Regions from separate parts of the Homo sapiens genome. Here region 2 is linked to region 1. A link is an interaction called in ENCODE POLR2A ChIA-PET data of the cell type or tissue named here. Cell type or tissue: Caco-2. All regions are shown on one strand.

Region 1 (4,000 bases):
CCTCTGACTATTCCCTTATATGGCCAAAACAAAAAACAACCAACCAAAACCCCACAAATACTGCTTTCTGTGGATCTTGAGAGAAGGAGCTTATTTGGATTATCTGGGCGGCCTCTTAATGCATTTGCACTCTTAGAAGATAAATCTGCAGAGAAGGCCGTTTGAAGGTGGAGGCCACAGCCAAGGAATGAAGGATGGCCACCAGAAGCTGGAAGAGGCAACAGATCCTCCTTTGGAACCTCTGGCAGGAGCGTGGCCCACACCTGGAAGTCAGCCTTCTCGCCCTGCTTGTTTTAAGCCACTAGGTTTGTGGGGCTTTGTCAGAGCAGCACCAGGAAGCCACCCATCAGTACACGAATATACCCCTAGATCAACGCCCCTTCACTTCCTCATCCACTCCTTTGCCTCCCCCCTGGCAAACTCTGCCACTTGTTACCAGGATGCCACTGAATTCTCCTGTCAGGTCACCCATGCGCCATCCCTCTTTTGGCAGAATCGAGCAGTCACTTCCCGGACCTCGTTGAACATGTTCTCTCAGCAGCTCCTGGTGGGCACTGTGGGCCCCCAGCTGGACTCCTGCTCCCCTGTAACCACTCCACACAGCAGCCAGACGGGATGACTTAAAACCTAAGCCACATCATACCGTTCCCCTGCTTACCACGCTGCAGAGACACAGAGAGTGAAATCCCTATGCCCTACCCTAGCCTGAGGCTGTGCATGGTCGGCCTTCACCCCCCAATTCTCACTCACCACGGCCAAGTTATATTCCCACCCATGGTCTTTGCACCCCCGTTCCTCACTTCACCCACCTGGAGAGGCTTCTCAGCCACTGCATTGGTTTACCGCCATCTCTAGTTATCCCATTAAACCATGTCCTTACTCAGAGTCTCTCTGCGCCCAGTGTGCTAGCCTTGTGGGCAGGGGCCTTACACCCCAGGATGCAGCGCGATGCCGGCACAGGCTAGGAAAGCACATTGTGGATGAATGCATGAGTGACTGGGTGAAAAGGGCACATGTCAGGCTACGTCATGCCCGGGGAACAGCTGGACAGGTGGGAAGGGAGGGTCCGAGACAGCAGGTGTACAGTGAGGGCCCAAGGGCTCTGTGAAACGCCAGAAGAGGAGCTGCCCCCACAAGTTCTAATGATCGGAAGACAGGAAAACCGTCTTCTGAAAACATCTCTCATGGGCCTAAGGGACAAAAGGGTGGAGAGGAGTGCAGAGGTGTCCGGGGACTGCCAGGCAGCCAGCAGGGGCTGTGGGCCAGAGGCCCAGGCTGAGGCCAGGGGCTGCAGACACGCGGGACGTGGCCCATGGGCCCTGGCTCCTGGTCCCATGCACAGGCCAGGAGCCACCCTGTTACCTGCATCAGGGCATCACCCAAGCCTGAGTGTTACTTTGCTGTCATTTGTCCTCCATTGTTAGCACACAGTCCTCCCAACTCCACTTCCCAGGCCATGTAGCAACCTTAAAACCAGCAGGTGCTGTTTATAATCCTGCTGGGGCCTCCAGCTGACATAAGGGGCTGGTTCCTGGCATGTTGATTCCAGAGGACACACACATGGCTAGGCAGGGGCCAAGGTCTGATTTGGTCAGTGAGGTCCTCAAATGTGTCTTGGAACCAGGTCAGAACTGGGGTAATTCAATCCAGAGGATACCTGAAGGCCCTCTCCCTTCGGGGAGGGTAGAGTCAGCCTGACCTGGCTGGTCATCAGGAGCACATGGGAACTGGAGGGCAGGGGAGATGGAGGTGGACTTGGTGTGCGTGGGGGTGCTGTGGACAGGTTCCCTCTGAAGGAGGCCGGGAAGGAGGGCCCGCTCAAGCCACCCTGGGCCCTGCCCTGAGACCGGAGCCTGGAGCTGCTCCCAGAGGGCAGAGGCCTCCTCTGCAGACCAGGCACAGTCTGCAGCAGCTCTGCATGCCTGGAGGTGGCCTGGTGCCCTGGAGCAGCACAGCCAGGGAAACACCGCCTGGCCTCATGCTGTGGACATTCCCACTGAATTCTGAAAAGGACAGTGGCTGCCTTTGGTTGTCTGGAGAAGAGGGTAAATGAAAAAAAAGTCAACATTTTCCCACTACAGATCACCTGGCTCCTTTCTCGGTGACCACGTGCAGGGCAGGACCCAATCCCTGTATCTCACTCTTCTCATTTGTCAGTTTATTATCACAGCATGGGTGTACACTGCAGGGACAGATATGGGGAAGTGTCCTCAGCTATTCTGGACATAGAGATTTTCAGTCTTGTGAATGGCAGCCATTGTTCCCAAGCCGTTTCTGGGTGCCAGGCACCTTACATCCCTAATCTCCTTTGATCTTTGCGACCGCCCTATGGGAGCAGATGGAGTTATCTTCACCACCTCACAGATAAGAAGATGGAGGTGCAGAAAATTATGTTTAGCCCAGGGTCACACGGAAGCCGGGACTGAGGCAGCCTATCTTCCCAGGAGCCCTTAACCATCATGTGAGCAGCTGGAGGGAAGGACTGCACACCCCGAGGTCACCCCCAAACACCCCCTTGATGAGGGGTCCCTTCTAGTGGTGGATGAATAAGGACACTGGCAAATTGTGATTAGATTCCTTTAATTATTACCTGGACAAAGAAGACTCCAGCTAACCTGTCAAATGGACGAGTGAGGAAAGAAGCTAAGCCCTGGCCAATGTGAATGGAATCTCACAGCATTTGCCTGACAGCTGTGAGGCTTTGTGGATCTCCTCCCACCTGCACCTTCCTCGGATTGGGGAACTGAGGCCCAACCTTTCCTTTTGCCTCAGATTTATTAGTGACTCCAGAATTAGGCTTTAGCCATGGTTATTCTCTCCTAAATTATTAACTCGATAGGCTCTTGGACTCCGAGGCTAACCAGCTGGAGACAGCGCCACGGGCAGCGGGAACTCAATGGCAAATAGCAAATGTATCTTCTTGGACAGAATTAAAGTGGAGAACAGCCTGTCCCAGGCACGGGCGGGCAGGCTTCCACTCAGTCTAGGCTGAGGGGCAGGGCTTTTTCTGGAGGGTGGAGGGTTGAGTGGTGTGGTAGGTGGGAGGAAAGTGCCTGCAGAGCTGGGAGTGCAGGGTGCGCAGGAGCAGGGGGACTCCTGAGCTGGCCTGGCACCTTGGGTGCTTCGCACCCGTGAGTGGGCATGGGATTTGGGCTGTGGTGGGGGACGGGCCAGGGAGCAGGCAGCTCGAGGAGGGCCTTGAGCTTGCTGAGGGTTTTGGATTTTGTCCTGAAGGTGCTGGTGAGTCCATGAATGAGTCGCATTTATTATCTTCTATTTTTTTGAGTTAGAAATCAACCAGTGGGCATAGAAGTAAACAGTCAAAAGTACAAAAAGGCCCAAAAGGGAAAGCAAGAGACCCCCACCAGTCCCTCTGCCGGGGGCAGCCCCCAGCCTGTTTCTCTTGGCATTTGCCCCGAGGGGCGCTCTGGGCTGAGCCCTGGTTTTGTGCTGCCATCTTGAAGCAGAATCTGTTGACTCCCCACTGTGAACCGCCAGGCCCGTGGCTCATGCCAGCCTTCTCCCCTATGCCCCACTTGAATTTCTGTTATGTTTTGATTTTTTTCCTGTGGACATTTCGGCCTGTGTTTCTGTCAAGTGGTGATTATATTTGCTGACTGTCAAGAAAAACAAGGAAGAACGTGTCCCCCATTCCTTTCCCAGGTCTGCTCCTGGTTTCTGTGAGCCGCGCTGTTACTGTGAGCGCGCTGCCTCTCAGGAAGTCTTCCTTGTGAAAGGTAACTCGTGCTGCTGGAAAGAAGCTGACACTGCACAGGGGGAAGCTGTAGAGTTGTCCCCTGTCTTGGATCTCTGCTTTCCTACTTTGCCTGTCAGAGGCAGCCACTATTTCTCATGGCTTCCTCTGCACAGATGGTGTATTGAACACATTTGCATTATACCATGACTTTTATGCTGTTAAGGTTTATACCATTTACATTTTTTTTTTTTTGAGACAGAGTCTCGCTCTGTCGCCCAAGCTGGAGTGCAGTGGTGCAATCTC
Region 2 (4,000 bases), 150 kb after region 1:
CACTTCAGCGCTGGGTTAACAGAGTGAGACCCTGTCTCAAAAAAACAAAAGAAGTGATATATCAGGTGGTGATCAGTGCAGTGACTAAACGACAAAACTGAGAAAGAAGTGGGTGAGGAGGTATTATAGAAAAAAGTGATATCTGAACAGAGGACTCAAGGAAATGAGAGAATGAGCCCTAGGCACATGGTGGGGAAGAGCATCCCAGGTAGAGGGATTAGAAAGCACAAAGGCTCCTGAAGTCGGGGTTGGTTTGCCCAGGAACAGCAAAGAGGACAGTGTGGTTGGAGCAGAGGGGGCCAACAAAAAAGCAGCTGGCAGAAAGTTCACAGAGGTACAAAGGTCAGTTCATGCAGAGCCTCATAAATTGCAGTAAGGCCTTGGGTCTTTATTTTTACTGAGATGGGAAAGTATTACAGAATTTGGACTAGAGAAGAAACATGATTTGATTCACATTTTGGAAGAATTACTTGGGCTGCTGTGGAAGAAAAAACAGAATGGACCTTGTCTCTACACAAAATAAAAAAGTACATTAGTCAGGTGTGGTGGTACACGCCTATGGTCCCAGATACTTGGGGGGATGAGGTGGGAAAATCGCTTGAGCCTGGGAGTTTGAGGCTGCAGTGAGCCACGATCGAGCCACTGCACTCCAGCCTAGGTGACACAGCGAGACCTCATCTCTAAAAATAAATAAAAAGAATGGAACAAAAAGAAGCAAGAGACTAATCAAAAAACTACTGCAATGAGGGCTCCTCAGAAGCAGGGTAGGAGCAATGGAGACAAGGATCCAATTCTAAAGAGACTAAAGAAAACCTAATTTATTGATATAGTGAAAGACCAGAGGGAAAAGCAGCTTGTGGTGGTAGAGACACATGAGTTTGCTTTGGCTGTTAACAACAAGATGGCTCTTAGGCATCCAAATGGAAATACTGTAGGTGATCAAATATATGAGCCTGGAGTTCACATGAGAGTTCAAGTCTCCAAAAAACAAACAAACAAACAAACAAACAAACAAAGACAGACAAGCAAATAATTCAGAAGAGTACCTCACATGTAGTAAGGTTTTAATATATGGCAGCCATGGCCAGGCGCGGTGGCTCATGCCTGTAATCCCAGCACTTTGGAAGGCCAAGGCAGGCGGAACACCTGAGGTCAGGAGTTCGAGACAAGCCTGACCAACGTAGCGAAACCCCATCTCTACTAAAAGTACAAAAATTAGCTGGGCGTGGTGGCAAGTGCCTATAATCCCAGCTACTCGGGAGGCTGAGGCAGGGGAATTGCTTGAACCCGGGAAGCAGAGGTTACAGTGAGCTGAGATTGCAACACTGCACTCCAGCCTGGGCAACAAGCGCGAGACTCCATCTCTAAAACAAACAAACAAACCAACAAACAAAAACGGCAGCCATTATCATTACTGAAAGATCCTACCAAAGCATTGAAAAGCTAACAAAAAGCCCAACTTAACCTTCATTTCTGTTTATATAGTGGTAGAAAGCCCCAAATCCAAGGGCAAACTAACAAGGCATTTATCTTCAAAATATTAGAAGACATGTTAGTGGTTATACAGCAGATGATATCATTTGACATAAGCACTTTTCCAATTTTCTTCTTCCAAGCCACAAAAGAGTAGGAAGGTTTCCAAGGCATAATGTTTCACCAAGCAGTAGCCAAACATGAGTATCTTTTTTTTTCCTAAAAATACAAAAAAAAACCTTAAAGAATGATGTAGAAAAAGAGAACAAGAGCAAATCCAAATTTTGGTGAAGTTTGGTCTGATTTAATTCTTCTAATCATGAAAGATACTCAAACACTCAGATGTGTTTTAGGAAAACAGATAGAGGAACCCTCCCTTCAGCAGCTGCCTTCGTTCTTCAATTGGCAAGAGACTTGCCACACAATAAACAGTGCATCTGTGCTGTCTCATTGAGATTAGGAATAAGTATGAGATCACAGGTCACATGAGCTGCATTTATGTTCTCTTCTTGACACTTTCCAAATGAAGCTAAGTCAACAGGAAGAGAGAGCCTACAATTCTACTGGGAAAATCATTTCCTCTTAATAGGAAACTCTTCTAGATGATTGAGCAGATGTGATGGTGCCACCCTACACTTGATCAGACATATATATATATATATATATATATATATATTTTTTTTTTTTTTTTTTTTTTTTTTTTTGAGACAGTCTCGCTCTGTCGCCCAGGCTGGAGTGCAGTGGCGTGATCTCAGCTCACTGCAAGCTCCGCCTCCCAGGTTCACACCATTCTCCTGCCTCAGCCTCCCGAGTAGCTGGGACTACAGGCGCCCGCCACCATGCCCGGCTAACTTTTTTTTGTATTTTTAGTAGAGACGGGGTTTCACCGTGTTAGCCAGGATGGTCTCAATCTCCTGACATCGTGTTCCGCCCTCCTGGGCCTCCCCAAGTGTTGGGGTTACAGGCATGAGCCACTGCGCCCGGCCCAGATAGACATATTAATACCAGACTTGGGCTTTGTTATGGACTGCATTGTGCCCCTCCCCACCAAAATTCTTCTGTTGGAGCCCTACCCCCCAATGTAACTGTATTTGAAGACGAGGCCTTTAAGGAGATGACTAAGGTTAAATGAGATTATAACAGTGGGCTCTAATCCAGTAGGAGTTGTCTTCATATGAGGAAGAGACACCAGGAGTGCGCACACCCAAAGGAAAGGCCATGTAAGGACAAAGTAACAAGGCGGTTAGCCATCTGCAAGCCACAAAGACAGCCCTCATCAGAAAGCAACTGTGCCAGCACCTTGACCTTGCACGTACAGCCTCCAGAACCGTGAGAAAATTAATTTCAGTTGCTGCAGCCACCCAATCTGTGGTATTTTGTTATGGCAGCCCAAGGAGATTTATTAACCTCCAGCCTTCATTAACATTTATAACCCCAGGGAATACTAGCCACCAGAAACAAACCCATTAAAACCAAGAGACTCTGACAACCTCTCTAGAAGTGCCATTAACACACCAAACTACCTTCCCTGTTTGCAGCACTCTTACCCTACCCTCGGGTGGGACTTCTCTAATACTCTCTCTACTCTTGTAAAGATGACCTCATTTTTCACAAACCCTCCCAAAAACAAGTTTAAGGTTAGGGGTTGTTCAAAGCCAAAACCCATTTCAATACAAGTTTAAGTTTAAAAGACAACAAGAATAATCTATAGGAAAAAAAAAACATGGAATCTAATATTACTAAACCTGGAGGATGTACAACTTTTAAAGCTTATACAAAATAAAGACCCTACACAGAAAAGAGATACAACTCTAATTACACAAACTTTAAACAAAAGTAATTGAAAAGGAAAACAAAAAGAAAATGATGGAAAAAATTATCTGCATATACAAAACATGAACATGTTTAATTTATAATATATGAAGAGCTACTAAAAGCATTATAAAAATCCCCACATCAGAAGCAATTTCCAAAAAAAAAAAAAAAAAATCCACAGAAACTTTAATCAGAGTGTAAACTGAAATAAATTAGGTATCTTTTTTCTTACCAAAAAAATCAAGAAAACATTTACCTTTCCATGAACTTGTCATTAGTTTAAATGACAAAGATACATTATTTCTTAAATTTCCTTAAGTTTCGTGTTTTTTTTTTCTATCGGTGCTTCTAAGGTCACTAATTCTTTTTACGTAAAAACATTACTACAGTACATATAAATCTCTGTAAAAATATGAAAATAAATCAAACTTAAGCCAATAAAATAAAGAGAAATGTAACCAACTATACTAACTGAACAAATAAATGTGGCAATGACACAGACACACAGGTATTTTATTGATGTTGGCACTTGATGTCTGAAGCAGGACTGCCATTTCCAAGATCTTCTGGACCATCCTAGGTGCTACATAAATATTTGTTGATTAAATGAATAAAAACATTATGTTCAAGTTTGAAGTCTCCACACCATGAAAACACTGGCACACTGTTTCCTCAATGAAGCAACTCCTACACAGTCAAATGACTAAAAATT

What was found. ChIA-PET counts read pairs that join two places held together with the same protein. Peaks named below come from ENCODE experiments on the same cell type or tissue, not always from the same donor. Only the 100,000 strongest peaks of a DNase experiment are listed, where the experiment ranks them.
Region 2: POLR2A ChIA-PET joins it to region 1 with 6 read pairs; 2 of 35 experiments call an interaction of 5 or more read pairs at or near these places.

Annotation. Positions count from the first base shown.
Region 1 is chr17:15,950,048-15,954,047 of GRCh38, forward strand. The region is part of intron 1 of ADORA2B (adenosine A2b receptor); the gene reads left to right. Among named protein-coding and RNA genes, the nearest start is that of ADORA2B, 6.9 kb to the left of the region's middle. RefSeq lists an enhancer at 792-1,589. In Caco-2, no CTCF peak of the experiment used is centred here; a DNase peak (open chromatin) is centred at 2,314.
Region 2 is chr17:16,104,736-16,108,735 of GRCh38, forward strand. All of the region lies in intron 19 of NCOR1 (nuclear receptor corepressor 1), which reads right to left. Among named protein-coding and RNA genes, the nearest start is that of SNORD163, 46 kb to the right of the region's middle. In Caco-2, no CTCF peak of the experiment used is centred here; no DNase peak of the experiment used is centred here.